Linked DNA regions of Homo sapiens: region 1 is linked to region 2. Evidence: chromatin loops called from intact Hi-C (ENCODE). Cell type or tissue: GM12878. All regions are shown on one strand.

Region 1 (8,000 bases), 56 kb after region 2:
ATTACAAAAAAATTAAAATAAAATTGCCTTAGGCACCTCAAATGGAAAAAAAAAAAACATAAAAGTGATAGAATCCTTAAGCTTTAAACACTGAAAAACTGATTAAGCAGAAGGTATCAATGATGGCATGCAATGTGTATAATTTTAAATCAGCAAAATTAGTGAGAAACTGTGTGGACATCAGGGTTGAGGATGCAGACAAATCTTACGCTAAAATTTTTCACTTTCCATTTCTAATCCCCTAGGTCATGGTAAAAAGAAAAACAATATATTTTGAGTTTTCTATTTATAGGTAACAGTAACATCTGACATATGATAAAGTTCTTCAGTTTGGTGATTCAGTAAGAATCAAGAGAATCATCTCAAAAACACAACTTGAACTGAGTTCACTGGTAGAGTCTTCACTGAAACAAATTTAAAGTCAGTAACTCATAAGAATTGAAAACAACTAAACATCACTTTATGGAATCTTAAAAAGCACAATTGTGGGGGTAATGGGAAACCTTCCGGAGGTGCTTCAAATATGAGAAATAAATTGATATTTTAGAACAGTGCTGGCCAATAGAAATAAAAGGTGAGGACGAAAGTTATTTAATTTTTTTTTAGTAACTACATTTACAAAAGTGAAAAGCAGATCAAATTAATGTTAATTTTAACCCACGCAATATACACCAAATATCATCACTGCAACATGTAATAAATATGGCAATTATTAATGAAATCCTTTTTATTCCATTCTATGTCTTTGAAATCCTGCACATAATTTGCACTTCCATCATAACTAAATTTGGAGCAGACAGTCCAAGTGTTCAATGACCACAGGTTGCTGATGACTACTGTCTTGACAGGGTAGCTTTAGAATGAATGAGGCAGTAGGCAGGTTCTCCTCGTAGAGCCCAGCAGAGACAATTGCTGTCATTCCTTCTCACTGCTAACATGTACAAGTTAATGCCTGTTTATCTACAAAACATTTATTTTCTCATTGACTCAGCAAATATTCAGAGAAAACCTACTTTATTCCACACTATGCCAAACTGTGGAACGCAGGTGTACTTCAGACAAGATAGGCCTAGAATTTTTTTTATTTTATTTTATTTTATTTTTTATTTTGAGGCAGAGTCTCACTGTCACCCAGGCTGGAGTGCAATGACACAATCTCGGCTTACTTCAACCTCCACCTCCTGGGTTCAAGTGATTCTCCTGCCTCAGCCTCTGTAGTAGCCAGGATTACAGGCACTCGCCACCACACCCTAGCTAATCTTTTTTGTATTTTTAGTAGAGATGGGGTTTCGGCATGTCGGCCAGGCTGGTCTTGAACTCTTGGTCTCCCAAAGTACTGGGATTATAGGTGTGAGCCACCATGCCCGGCCTGGGCCTAGAATTTAGAAGGCAACAAAGACATGTGCAACTCCATATCCTAAGTGGTAAGTGCTATGGAAGCACATATTAGGGAAGTCACAAGCTCTAGTGAAGGGATCCGTTGAAGGCTCCACAGAAGAGTGACATGAGCCGGAGGTTGAGTAGGAGTCTACCAGGTAGAACGTGATGAGAAAGGCCTTCAAGGCATGGCAACCACACAAGCAAAGACAGAGTAGCAAGCATGGACAGTGGGTTTAGAGAACCGTGAGTGCGGTGATGTAGACAGACTGCATTCATTTTCAGGGAGGTACAACCCCCTGGGGGAGGGAGAAGGCACCAGATAGGGGGTTGGGGTTGGAGGGAATAAGGCTGCCGCCAAATCCTGCAGGACCTTGCTTGTCAAATTAAGAACCCTGGAATGCAGGCAGTACGACAATGGAAAGTTTTTAAACAAGCAAATGTCACTATCAAATTCCTGTTTTAGAAAGATAATTCTGAGAAGGCACATCCTGAGACAGCCTGGGGCCAAGATGCTGTGGCGTAAACAGATCGCTGAGCGATGATAAGGTCCTGAATCCAAAGGGCATTGGTAGAAACAAAAGTGAAAGGACACATTCAAGAAGCTTTTCCCAAAGAGAATGCCTGGGTGACCAATTAGATAAAGTAGATGAAGGAAACAGAAGAAACAAAGATGATTCCACAGTTTGTTCTTGGACAGGAGGGTAGATGGCAAAGTCATTAACTGAGAAAGTGAAGATAGGAAAAAAAAGAGCAGGTTTGGCAGAGAATGTGACACCCTCAGTTTGGACCTGCTGAATCTGAGGTATGTTGGAGACCCTTGCTACCTAAATGTGCTCCACGGACCAGCGGCACCAGGCATCAAGCTTGCCAAAAAGGCAGAATCTTAGGCCCCACTCCAGATTTGTTGGATTCAAATCTGCATTTTAACAAAATCCCAAGGTGACGCCTGTGCACAGTCAAAATAGACAAGAACTGATCTAGACATCTGGAAGTCTAGGTTGTGCCCATGAAAGAGTTACTGGCTGGAGATAATTTTGGAATAATTAGCATATCCATGAGGGTTAAAATGATAGGAGTGAAAGAGCTCAACGAAAACAAATTTAGGATGAAAGAATCTGTGTGTGGTGTGAGGGAGTATGCATGTTTGGAATTGAAATAAAGAATCATCATAAAGGTCTACAATGACTTTCTTGTTAAGTACATTAAAAACGGAACCAAGAAGAAAAGGAAGAGGAGGAGGAGAAAAAGAGGACACAAAACCTTTAAAAAAAAAAAAAAAAACCAAAAGAATCACAATGGTGAATTAACATTAAAGCTATAAAGAACTTCTTTTTATGATTAAGACAAACTCGTATTAATGTTCCTTAATAGTCAGGGATGCTAGGCAACAAAAATTTGATACGAGTGGAAGCAGAAATAAATGGAAACTATAAAAAAGAAGTGGAAGCAGCCAGGTGTGGTGGCACACACCTGTAGTCCTAGCTTCTGGGGAAGCTGACGCAGGAAGATTGCATGAGCCTAGGAGTTCAAGTCCAGCCTGTGCAAGAATCTTAAAAAAAAAAAAAAAAAAAAAGTGGGATACAAAATATGGATAATTTGTTTAATAATAATTTGTAAAAAAGTTAATATATGGGATGATGAATATAAAAATATTAACAGTGGTTTGCCTTGATAATAGGATTATACTTTGTTCATTCTACTTTACTGTTTCTTTCCCCCTATTTAATAAATATCCACCCTTTTTCTCTTTAAATGAAAAAAAAAAAAAAGACACTATTTGCTGGGGTGGGGGAATCAGAAGGCCTGGATTCTTGGCTAGTTTTACCAAGCAGCTAACTGACTTCAGGCAAGTCATTTCACCTCTGCATGCCACAGTCTCCTCCGCTGTATAATGAGGGGCTTGAGAACAAGATGTTCTCTTCTAAGAAGATTTCCAGCTGTGACTTTCTATGAACCAAATTGGCAGCAAGGTGAGATTCATGTGATGTCTCTAAACTCTCCCTTGACAACACCACAAATAACGTGCAGGGTATCCGTTCGGCCCTCCACCCTCAGCCCATCCCAGTCTCTTCATCCCACCAGCTCACCCAGCGAACAATTTTCCTGGAGTTTTGTTCAGAACCCAACAGCTGTTTAGAGCTGGTTTCAAGTCCACCAAGCAGTCATCTGTGTCCTCTGTTTCCCAGGTGACACTGTTGTCACTACCTGGTGTTGCCACACACACACACACACACAGAACACAAAGCCCCTGAAACCAAGGGCCCCTCCCAAGATCCACGCAAGCTGCAGCTCTCTGAGGCATAATACTCTCTGAAGGCTCCATGCTAGATGCCAAATGATTAAAAACCATTGTGCATAATTACCATTCCATGTAAAAAGCCTTAAAATATATCTTTAATGGTTTTACTGCAGGTCACAGAAGCAAAGGCAGGAATAGCAAGCTGTGCTCTTTTATGTGGGAGGATAGCGCACATGAATACAAATATGGCAGAAGATGAAAGTACAGCAGACAAGGACAGGCTGCTCTTTCAGCAGTGACAGCAACCCAGTGTGAAGGGCCCATCAGGGCATGGTGCCTGCTTCTCAGCTCCTTGGAACAAATACTCAGTGTAAACACACTCTCTCCTTTTGAAGTGGGTGCAATTTGTCTATTGTCATCCTCTTGCCTTAAATTATGCTCCACTATGGATCTGGAGAGGTGTTTTTGTTCTTCTAGTGCAGAAGTCCTTCACATTAGCCCGTGAACACTACTAAAGCAGTTCTTCTCCTGTAATACATGCTTCCCTCTACAGCAAAGTTGTAGTCAGATGGCCTCCTTCGAGTGATACTGAATGCCCATGTGAAGCCTTCTTTCTGTTTCACTGTGCAAGGATTCACAAGCATGACCTTGTAGCCACAGGCAAAGTTAGCTGTTTGGTTAAAATCAGGGTACCTACAGCTCACATTGATACAAGATTCACTGCTCTCTATGCCTTAATTAATTGGTACTGCTTAAATATAGAGAGGCACATTAGGCTAAACTGAATGTGTAAGTGAGGAACAGTACTGATTAAGCCTGCCACCTCTTAATTCCAACACATCTCAATTCCTAATAAGAAACTTAAAAGCCTAAAATCTGCCAGAAAAAGAGAATTATCATGCATTTGAAATGTAAATGTTAATTAAAATTTTATTATTTATGCTGCCCAGTTGCTTCACTGTAAGAATTAAATTTAATAATTTGTCAGGGGCAATTATCACAATAACGAGACTACCAGGCAGTTGTCATTATAACCCCCCATTTTAAGGATGAGGAAACTGAGGCTTAGAGAAAATCAACATCGCCAGGAAGGTGAAGATGCAACCCAGGCCATGTGGCCACAAAACCCATGCTCAAGACTCTGTATGATAAATGCCTCTGAAATCTGTCCCCAGCAAGGGTAACACAAGCTGTGACAGGGTTTAGAGCTGAAACGACCCTAGAGATCACTAAGTCCAGTCATTCTCAACCTATCTAAGCTTCACAGCTGACTCATCTGAAGAAGAGCAGCAAATACACTGTGATTATCAATGTGCTCAAAGACATATGTGATAGATACGAATGATCCAGTCCCTATCTTGCTCTGACAACACAGGCTTTTTCTTTTTTTCTAGAGATGAAGATAAAAAACAAGGTTCAAGTCTGGTATAAAATCCTCTGCATCCTGTTTCCTACGCCCCAATAATTAAGTCCAGTCCTTAATTACTCAAATGTGAATATGGCAGAACAGAAAAATTGGGTGCTTTGCCCAGTAACATCCAGGTAGTTAATAGCTGCACCAAACATCTAAAAAGGTCTCCTGACTCCCAGTCAGGAAACAGCATAACCAAGTATCCTCCATTAGGACAGATTGTATCGTGACAGAGGAAACACATTACTCTTCAACTTTATCACCAGGGTAATAAAGACAGGCAATAAATACTCTTTTATTGTTAATTATTTTCACTCTGTGAACTTTGACAGTCCAACCCACTAATCTTTTGGCTAAAGAACAATTAGCCACAATGATAGCACTTCACATATTCTCCACCATATCCACACGTACTGAAATCTCCTTTGGAAAGAGCTGTTCATACTAAGATTTTAGCAATCGCAAACTGAAGTCCACCAGGGTGACCTGGCAGCCAGAAGTGTTTTGTTTGGCCAGCAGGGTGTTTCAAACATTTTTAAATTGGTTTACCATGTTTTTTTCTTGTAACATGTTTCTCTGAGCAGGCAGCAGGTGTGGTGGGGCTGGCCCCTTTGAACAGGTTATCTACCTCCCAGTTTGGCACAGCCCCCACCAATCCCATCTGAAAGCTATGCTATCTATGGGTCCCTGTGGGCCTCTGGGTTTGCAGCCTCTGCTTTACTGCGTTAATATTATGGGATTAAAATGGCATGACTCATTATCTCGAACCCATCACCAATGATTGGCATCTGAATTCTGCACCAAATAGGGCTTGCTTTATCAAGACAGCAATAAACATAGCAGGGGATGGGGAGATAGGACTGAACTGATGACCAGGTAGGTTGATTGTGGTCCTTCCTTTATCAGTAAATAGCAGTATTACTTTGATCAAGTCACCTACCCTCAATGGATCATGGTTATTTCCTCATTTGTAAAATAGGAAAGTTAGACTGGCTACTTAAGGTTTTTTTTTTTCAACTTTGAAATCCCATGAGATGTTTCTTACCCAAATTGTGTACAAATAGAGGAATTTTCCCAGGAATAGAGATGTTAGTAAAGAGTGGAACCTGAGAAATGTGGTGTCTTAGGAGTCACCTAGACTAGAATTTGCAACTTGGTTTCATCATTTTCCATGAGATCAAAGGCAAGTTATCTAAAACTCTCAGAGCCTCAGTTTCCTCACCTTCATTCATTTACTCAAGATTGAAGTAAATGAATTTGAGCATCTACTATGTATCAGATACACTCTAAATGCTGGGGATTTAGTAGTGAACAAAACAGTCCGTGGTCTGATGAAACTTACACATTCTAGTGGCAAGGAGACAAAAAGTAAACACAAAGATGTATAACCAGTCAGGTGGTGAGAAGTGCTATGAAAATAAATTAGGTGGGTTAAGAGGATGGGTGGGTAGCAGGGAGCAGTTTATTATAGATGGAAGAGAAGACCTCTCTGATGACACTTGAGCAGAGACCTGAATGAAATGGGGGAAGGGGATAGCGGGCAGGGAGTTTCAGCCATGCAGATATCCGGGTATAGACTGTTCTAGGTGAATAGTTATTATTGAAAATTTGATGATGTGAGAAGCAGAACTCTGACAGAGCCTTTAGCACTTTTTAGAAGTGTGATAAGTTCCTTTCCTCCCACCTCTTCATTCCCCACTTTCCCTCTTCTATGCCTGTTTGTCTTTAGGATCTACTCTCTGCCTTTACATCAGCCCCAAACACAATACAGCAAAGTAGAACAAGGGTTTAATTCCACATTCTAACCAATGACAATCTACATCTGTCAAATCCTATTTTTAATAATCAAGTAAAAAGGCTGGTGCAGTGGCTCACGCCTGTAATCCCAGCACTTTGGGAGCCTGAGGCGGGTAGATCGCTTTGAGCTCACAAGTTCGAGACCAGCATGGGTAACATGATGAAACCCCATCTCTACTAAAAATACAAAAAAAAATTAGCCAGGTGTGGTGGTGCATGCCTGTAGTCACAGCTACTCAGGAGGCTGAGGTGGGAGGATGGCTTGAGCCCAGGAGGCAGTGGTTGCAATGAGCCAAGATCGTGCCACTGCCCTCCAGCCTGGGCAATAGAGCCAGATCCTGTCTCCAAAAAAATAAATAAATAAATAAAAAATAATCAAGTAAGAGAGCCAAGTCTTGCCTCCACTATGTTCTGCGAAAGAACCTTTCATAATAAAATGCTCTAAAATACAAACAGGTAGTTAATAACAACATAGAGCAGAGCAGAAGAGGTTAAGATCACAGTCTCCCTATCAGAAAAGCCTGGATCATATCCCAGCTTTGTTTGCTGCCTGCATGACCTTGATTAAATTGCTTAACCTCTCTGAACCTCGGTTTTTTCACCTGTGAATGAGAGACCAATAATGTTACCTCTTTTCAGAGTTCAGGAGAAACTTGAATGAGATACGTACATAAAACACATGCAATTTTCTTGGCACAGAGGAAAGTGCTCAATGATGTGCATCTCTTTCTATCAGGACTTTTAATTACAAGCTACAGAAATCAACTCTGATATCTTTGCCTGCTGCTAGTCTACTGGCAAAATAAATACATTAAAAATATAAATTAAAATAGAAAAAAATTAACTCTGATGAAACCAAGCAGAAGAGAATTTTATTAAAAGCTTACTAGGTGGCTCCCAGAATGTCCAAAAGCCAGGAATAATGCCTCAGATCACGCCATGGACTGATCCAGGAGCACCAGGGAGCAGCAGATGATGATGCTCACACCAGCAATGCCTGTAGCAATTGACACTGCCCTCTTTTTCTGTGGAAAAGAGGGTTATTCTGCCTCCCAGCAAAGCTCCGAAAGTAGAGAACTCCCCACACCAGAATGAGCGCTCAGATGCTGGGCAGCCAAAAGAACGGCAAGTGTCTAGCCACACCACTAATGCAATACAGTCCTCCTCCCTCCA
Region 2 (8,000 bases):
GCCTTCTTCTTTTGTTCTAGAACAACAGTAACTATAACTGCACAGGTATTCAATGTTCTCTATGAATGAGGCAGTTTATGAAGCACGATAGAGATTACTTAATCCTAACTTGGAGACAGATGCTGTAATTACCTCCATTTTACAGATCAGAAAACAATGTTTGGAGAATGTAAGTAACTTCCTGGTGGTCATACAGCTAACAAATCCTGAGAAAGAATTTAATTACAGGTCTATCTGGCTTTTGTTTCTAAATTCTTAACTATTAAAAGAATCATTTTTTCAGAGTTAGCCTAAAATCCCTACCCTAAAAAGGCCAAATATACTATACTAAAATGGAAAAAGGAAAAAAAGTATCTATCTTCCAAAGAATTTCTGGAAAAAAAAATTCCTGTAAGTGCTAACAGGTTGCTTTTGAATCAAGTATAACTGCTATATAGACCTTGAAACTTTGAAACAAATTAAGGACAGAGCTTTAATATCTAACAATGAGATTTATGTATCTAATTTCTAGTACAGTGCTCAGGAAGTTAAATTGTAATCCAAGCATAAAGTTATATAAAACAACATGTTCTCAAATGAGGACAAAAGATTAATTGAAGTTTGGAAAAAATATTTAATTTTGTTCCACAGAGACCAGAATAATTGTTCAGGGACCAGTGTATCTCTTTCTTTATGAGCATAAATTACAGACATTAGGTAATAAACCGTTTTAATTGTGGTGTGCATATGTAATAACGTTACTCAAAATACTACTATCAGAATACTAGAGAATAAGAGAGAGAGTTGACATAAAATTAACGAGATGTTAGCCCAGCCCTTGCTGAAGGAACTGCAGAATTTTCTATCTGAACCTTCAGAATTTCCCCTTTATATATATATATATATAATTTCAATAGTTTTTGGGATATAGGTGGTTTTTGCTTACATGGGTAAGTTCTTTTGCGGTGATTTCTAAGATTTTGGTGTGCCTGTCACCTGGGCAGTGTATAAGCTACCCAATATGCAGTCTTTTATCTCTCACCCTTCTCCTACGCTTCCACCGAGTTCCAAAAGTCCAGTGTATCATTCTTATGCCTTTGCATCCTCATAGCTTAGCTCCTACTTATAAGTGAGAACATGCAATATTTGGTTTCTCATTCCTGCTTTACTTCACTTAGAATAATGGCTTCCGGTTCCATCCAAGTTGTTGCAGAGGCCATTATTTCATGCTGTCTTATGGCTGAGTAGTATTACATGGTGTATGTGTGTATGTGTGTGTGTCTGTGTGTATCTATCACATTTTCTTTATACACTCATGAGAACTTCTCCTGTTTCAAAAAATATTTACTTTATCACTGGCCTGGTGGTATCAATCACCGGGTTCACTCTCTGAAAAGCCAGGTTTGAGTACCAGCACAATTACTTAGTAGCTGGGTATGATGTTACATCTTTACATACCTCTGCTCTTTAAAGTTTTCTGATTTGTAAAATGGGAGTACTTATCTCTCAGCCTGGAAGGATTGAAACAATGTATATAATGAGCTTCTTAAAACTACAAAAAAGATAAATGTCAAGAATTATATTAACATGGATCCCCTCTTGCTATCTTAAAATCAGTCTTCACTATTGTTCCAAGTCAAAGGTAGGTGTGATCATTGGTCCAAATGCACCATAATTCAAAGTGAAAAGTAACTGTAGTTAAGCAGCTTGCCCAAACACACCTGTCACTTTACTACCACACCAAGATGTGGTATTTAACATGGTGCCTCCTAACCCTTAGACTTGCTGTAGCAATATTCCAAACAACCATGCACATGATTCTGTCCTTCAGATGACAACTGAAGGCGTGCTGCTAGCACTGGATAAGTCAGGGAATTTTGCGTTAGACTTCCTGAAATTATATTGCATTGGAGTTTCCCTTCCCTTTTACAGAACTAAATTTATGGCTTATTCTTTGCACATATGGCATTCTTGTTCAAATGTTCTATTATTAAAGTTCTAGTTTGAAACCTTCAGCAGAGCTGGCTAATTAAGTCACTAAAGCTTAAGTAAACATGTAAAATTACTTGTTTGCATCTTCCAGTTTTTTACCAAAAATAGTACTCCCCCCCCCCTTAATTATAAAATTATCTTTCCGATAGCCTCATACACAAAATGTAAGAACTATCCTATAATTTTAAAACTATTTTTTAACAGAATTTTTAAAAGAATATGCCTGGGACTTTGAGGGCAAAGCCCGAAGAAGAGTTCCAGCTCAGCCACACCCAAAGCAGCCATATTGAATTGAATGCTTCCTCCTACAACTACTTGAACTCATTTGAATGTAGGGGTATCTTAAGTAAATCATAAGTTTTCCAGTACCCACTGCACACTGGGCATTGATAGGGTCGTCAATGAGTAAGAAAAAGATGTTCCTCCCTATTTCTGAGTAGTTGAAGCCCTGTGTCGGGAGCACTGCTGACAAGCTGAGGACATGTTAGATCGTCAGCCCCACTTTGTCCTGGGCCATATGTCCCTGTCTCAGCCACAATCTACACACACTTACACAGTAGCCCTGGGCACACACTCTTTGAATATAACCCTTTCTGAGTTGACCTCTGTCTCAAAAGCAAATTGAAATAAAACCTAATGCTGTCTTCTGGGTTATTCATTTGACAACCAGTGAAGCAAAAGGCTTTTTTTCTGATTTAGGAAAGGGAATAACCCTTTGGAAGTTCTCCTGTAGCGGACGTAGCGTTTTACCTCCAGTAATCCCCATAAGCTGCTTCATCAAGAAAAGTTGAGTATTAATATTCATTCCATGGGCATTAAAGAACTATCACTCATGCAGTTACAATTCAAGGAGTTTTAATGAATTACAGGAAAAAAATTCCAAGATGTACCAACTAGTAAATTTGTTTTCTTAACTTGAAAGCTCTTGTCATGAGATTTCATCTTAAATAGAAAAAAATGAAGAGGGTAAAGAAGCCCTTTACCCATATAAAAAATATTTTTAAGGCAAGGGAAAAACTTAAGATAATACTTTTACTAAGTTAATTTTTTTTCCTTTTTCTAAGAGTTTATAATTAAACCTTTTACAACTACTCTATAAACTCTGCTGTTAAGGAAAATAAATCAGTGTGGCACAATCCCTGATTATAAGAGCTTCTGACAACACTTAAAGTAGATGATATTAAGTTATATAAACATTAGAGCAAATCACTTCAAAATGGTGATATAAATCAGAAACTCCGGATGAACCCTTAGAGAAATAATTAGAATTTGTTTGAGTTGGTCTATCTTTTGGCTAACAATTGTGTCAAATCACCATTATGACTCACTTCAAAATCTACCATTTCAAACTACAAACTGTCATATCTTTAGGTAGTAGTGGGTTATATTTGATAAAACTTAGGATTTTTGTTTTAAACATTTATATTTTACCTTACTGCTACCTGCTTATTAAATATAATTTGATAAATGCAAAAAAAAGAAATAAGAAGGAGAAAAAAAACAAAAAACCACCCACGTTTCCATTAACCGACGAACCTCAATCGTCTGGTTTGGAAGAAGAAATGTTACAGTGAAAATTAAAAAAAACAAAAACTTAATAACATTAGTAACATAACAACCTCATAAAGAGTTAAAGGCTTTCACCCTCTGTCCTTAAAAGTAGGCTTTTTCTTTATAGACTTTTATGACCATGTCCAAGATACACATCTTATTGTTTTGCCACAAATAATGAAAAATTACTGTGCTTACTTCTAAGGGATATTTAATGTAAATTAACCAAGCTGACCTTCAGTGTGTCCCTGTTTGCATCAGGTAGGAGGATGACAAGAAGGTTCAAAGCCTGTAGTTGCTGCTTCTTGGTTGGAAGATCTGCAGACAAATTAAATAAATCTGAACTCTTTTCTTCAGTGAACATTTTCCTTTACTTTATTTTTTCACTTTTTAAGAAAAAAGTTATTTGGCATAAACATGACTGTAAAATGTAAGACACAACGACTGAGCTGCAAGCCTTGTTGAGAGTGTGTTTGTGGGAGATCAGCAGAAGCAGCTGCTGTTAGGAGCTTCCTCTCTCTCAGAATGCTCACTTCCAACTGTGATCATATGACGTGCGGCCTTATGTTTGCAGACACACAACAGTGCTTTGGAAATAATTTTAACTTCTGCGTGATAATTATTCCCCAATGAAAAGACATAGAGGATTGGACCTTCCATGATACAGTATCAGGGTGCGTCCGTAACAGTGGTTTGTTTCTTTTAATGGCGAGTGAACAAATGCATGGTAAGAGTCCATCAGTTCCAACAGGAATATGTAAAATAGGGCCTGGAACACAATAGGTGCTTATAAATGCCTGTGGAATAAATTAGAAAACGAAGCAGCAGCTCAACAGTCTAAGAGGTGCATTATTATCATTGATGTTATCATTTTCAGCAGCCCTTACCCCATTTAAGTAATACTCATGGATATTTAGAATCATTCCAGCATTTCTTTTTCAGCAATAAATTTGGTCCTTTAATCCATATCCAGGAAATGTATGCAACGTAGCACAATTTAAACATTAAAAAATATTTCCCACAGAAGGTAATTTATTCTATTTAAAGAAGAAACATGTTAAGAAAAAAATACTTTAAACAGAAGAGATTTCAGTTCCGTCTCTCCTAGAAATTCTGAAGAAATGTCATGATACGAGATGACTCATGAAACCATCTCAATATTGTATGTGTTAAGAATAGCCTGGTACAGTTCTGGTTGAAACTGTAGCTCACCGCAATTTATTCTTTTTTTTTTTTTGAGTCAGAGTCTCACTCTGTCTCCCAGGCTGGAGTACAGTGGTGTGATTTTGGCTCACTGCAACCTCCACCTCTCAGGTTCAAGTGATTCTCTGCCTCAGCCTCCCGGATAGCAGGGATCACAGGTGCGCACCACTATGCCTGGCTAATTTTTGTATTTTTAGTAGAAATGGGATTTCACCATATTGGCCAGGTTGGTCTTGAACTCCTGACCTCAAGTGATCTGCCCGCCTCAGCCTCCCAAAGTGCTGGGAGCTCACCATAATTATTAATAGTGCCCCTTTTCATTCTTATAAGTGTCCCTGTTTAAAAGATAAAGATACAGTTACTTGAAGGCAGTGATGGCATTTTTACTTTTCTTCATGGCCTCTAGGTGTAAAATGGATAATTAGGCCAGTAGATAAACCTTATAAGATCTAGGTTCACTGGAAAAAGAATCGAGAACTATTAGAGACACTAATGTGTAGCTTGCCCAAGACGACAAAATGGCAGTACATAAGAAGCAGCTTGTGACCTTCCACCAATGAGGCAGCAAAATGCTTTGCTCCACACTTCTGCATGACAACCTCAGAATTTAATTTTTCAAGAAATGCTCAGAGACCCTACCACTTCTCCTTGTGCTTTTATGATAACTGTTCATCCACAGCTTCTCCAGTAAGTGTTGCTTTTTAACACTTGGCAAGAAAATTGTATCAGAGATCTTATGTGACTCATTCTATTATAAGAGAAACATGAAGTTTCCAGGTTTTAACACTGAAATATATTGTATTGCTTAAATGTCGTGCAATTAATCTGTACCCAAAGAGAACATTCTGTTATCTGTTTACTCAGGAATGCATATTTATAAGAAAAACAGAAAACAATGCATGGCAGCTGAGCACCCACTGACATCAGTTGAGTCAATATGTCCACCCAAATACGTCTGGTTGCGTTCTTTGTGATGCCAAATGTCATTAAAACAATTAACATAGATGGCACCAGCAGAAGGACTGCTTCAAAGAGGGATAGCACTTACTCTGGACAGCCTGAAAGGCTTTGAGATACTCCACACTGAGCAGTGGCTGGGGCAACTCCCGAATGAAGAGCTTCAGCAGGCTGGCGGCATCATGCTGTTTGACACTTTCCCAATTAAAAGTCCCTTCATAAAACTTTGCTTCTAGTTCTTGGCAAAGATTCTGATAGGCACGAAAAAAAAAAAAAAAAAAAAAAGAAGCAGCTAGAAGTGCATTTTTTTTCTTGCTGAGAGTATGACACATTTTCACTTTCAAGAGACTCTGCTCTTTAGACAAGACAAATCAGACTACCAAAAGTCAATATTTCTTTTACTCAGAAAAAAAACTACTCCTCTCCTCTAATCCAAATGTACTTTACCAACAAAAAACTGTACCTAAGGCCAAAAAACATTTTAAAATTTATACTTTTTCCTGGACATTCCACAAACTGTAAGTAATAAAGTTTTAATTAAGAGACTGGTTAAAATAATTGTTCCATTTGGGGGCTTCATCTACATATTATAAATCTTCGTTAAATTAAGAAAAAAATCATTAAAAAAGAAGTATATGTTTTAAATTTAGAAGTATATTACATAAAAAAATACATAATCAGTCTCTGGGACTAAAACAGAAGGCTACCTCTGATTAGTCACCTACGGGAAATGGAAAACCCAATTTTATAGTAAACGAGGCAAGAAAATACATCAATATACCTGTCTTTAATGCACAGCCATCCTGCTGCCAGCTGCAAAAAACAGTCTGAGTCCATGCAGAATTAGAAATATCTAGTTCACTTACCTCAGAACTCTACAAAATTTGTCAGGCAAATTATTACTAATAAATCAATTGAGTTTTGTAATTACTATTTTTTGTATACTTCTTTACTATATATAAATCCTATCACGTTAAAAACCATCACAAGTTTCTGTCACTTTCCTCTGTTACATGAAACCATTCTCCCAAAGTATGTTCTTTGTTTTCTTGTAAGGCAAATTACCACATTTTCTCTTCCTAACACAACAACCATTCTCTACCCCCAATTATTTTTGTAATTGATGAAATAGGTGAAGGGGAGTGGCAAAGACAGAAAAAGAAATAGAGAGGAGGGAAGAGGGAGTGAGAAAAGGAGGAAGAGGAAAAAAAAAAGAGGAGGGAGGAAAAGATAGAAAAAGGGAGTGGGAGATAGGGAGGGAAGGAAGAGGAGAGAGAGGGGGCATGGAGGGAAAGAATGAGGGGGGAAAGAATGAGCAGGGAAAGAATGAGGGAGGAAAGGACAACAGAGGAAGATCCAGAGAAGAGAGGCAGAAAAAATGGAGGGAGAGGGAGAGAGAATAGTACAGAGAAATTTGGTGGGGCCAGGGGGAAAAGAGACAACCAACATTTTTGCATATTATCTTTTAAATTATTTATAATGGACCAGCTGCTGCATAATTTGGCATATGACAACAGGCTGGGTTGAAGAGTTGAGCCAGCTGAATCCACTTAATTGGCCTTCTTAGAAATTACACTTAGTTAAACTTGTCCTTCTGCCAGCCTTCTCGTTGCAAAGTAAAATCTGCATTATATTCACTATTCTGTACTGAAGTAAATGTATTTTTGCCTCCTGTGAGCTGGCCATTGCAGTCTGCTAGTGAGGGCCCGAGTGCTTTGAACTCGGTGAATTGAGGACTATCTTGCCAATGTGGGTAATATGAAGTTATGTTTGTTACCTGTTTCTGAGGAATTATATCTTTGTTAGTGAATGTACTTAAAAGAACTCGTCTCAGAATCACACAATGTCCACTAGTGGCAAACGTGCTATAGGTGTTACATGAAGTGAGACAATGACAAGCTATGAAACTTACAAACACCACAGTTTCAGGGAGCTCTAAGTACCAGACACCAAACCCAGGGGACACAAGTGGAAAATTATGATCAGAATATATCAGGTTACTCGAATCCTATTAAAATGAGATCACTATGTAGTAAGAGCCAAGGAGGCCGAAACTGGTGTCCTAAATCAAGGCAACTTATCAAAAAAAGCAGGTGATGCAAACTGTGAAATGTATAAAGAGTAATTCCAATCCTGGCAACACCACAGCCCATTAGAAGCAGGCCAGGACAGTGTGCACTCCCCAAGAAACACTTAGTCCTGATCCAGCTCTAACGATTTCATAAAGAATGGGGTTATGAAAATGAAGAGAGATTCTCTCTCTTTTCTCCTATTTTCTCTTGGATTTTCAAATTCAGGAAGACAATGTATTGGATGTG

The links. A loop is a pair of places that touch in the nucleus more often than their neighbours do. Peaks named below come from ENCODE experiments on the same cell type or tissue, not always from the same donor. Only the 100,000 strongest peaks of a DNase experiment are listed, where the experiment ranks them.
Region 1: a loop joins it to region 2, with 2.5 times the contacts of the local background. A loop is called at or near these places in 21 of 110 quality-filtered maps.

The regions. Positions count from the first base shown.
Region 1 is chr6:129,658,378-129,666,377 of GRCh38, forward strand. The region is part of intron 1 of ARHGAP18 (Rho GTPase activating protein 18); the gene reads right to left. Among named protein-coding and RNA genes, the nearest start is that of ARHGAP18, 48 kb to the right of the region's middle. RefSeq lists enhancers at 4,123-4,192, 4,223-4,272 and a silencer at 4,293-4,372. In GM12878, no CTCF peak of the experiment used is centred here; a DNase peak (open chromatin) is centred at 4,214; H3K4me3 peaks cover 220 bases; H3K27ac peaks cover 3,972 bases.
Region 2 is chr6:129,602,120-129,610,119 of GRCh38, forward strand. It overlaps ARHGAP18 (Rho GTPase activating protein 18), which reads right to left. Exons shown (of 15, transcript NM_033515.3): 9 at 5,774-5,933; 10 at 3,758-3,840. Among named protein-coding and RNA genes, the nearest start is that of ARHGAP18, 100 kb to the right of the region's middle. In GM12878, no CTCF peak of the experiment used is centred here; a DNase peak (open chromatin) is centred at 4,692; H3K4me3 peaks cover 315 bases; H3K27ac peaks cover 3,921 bases.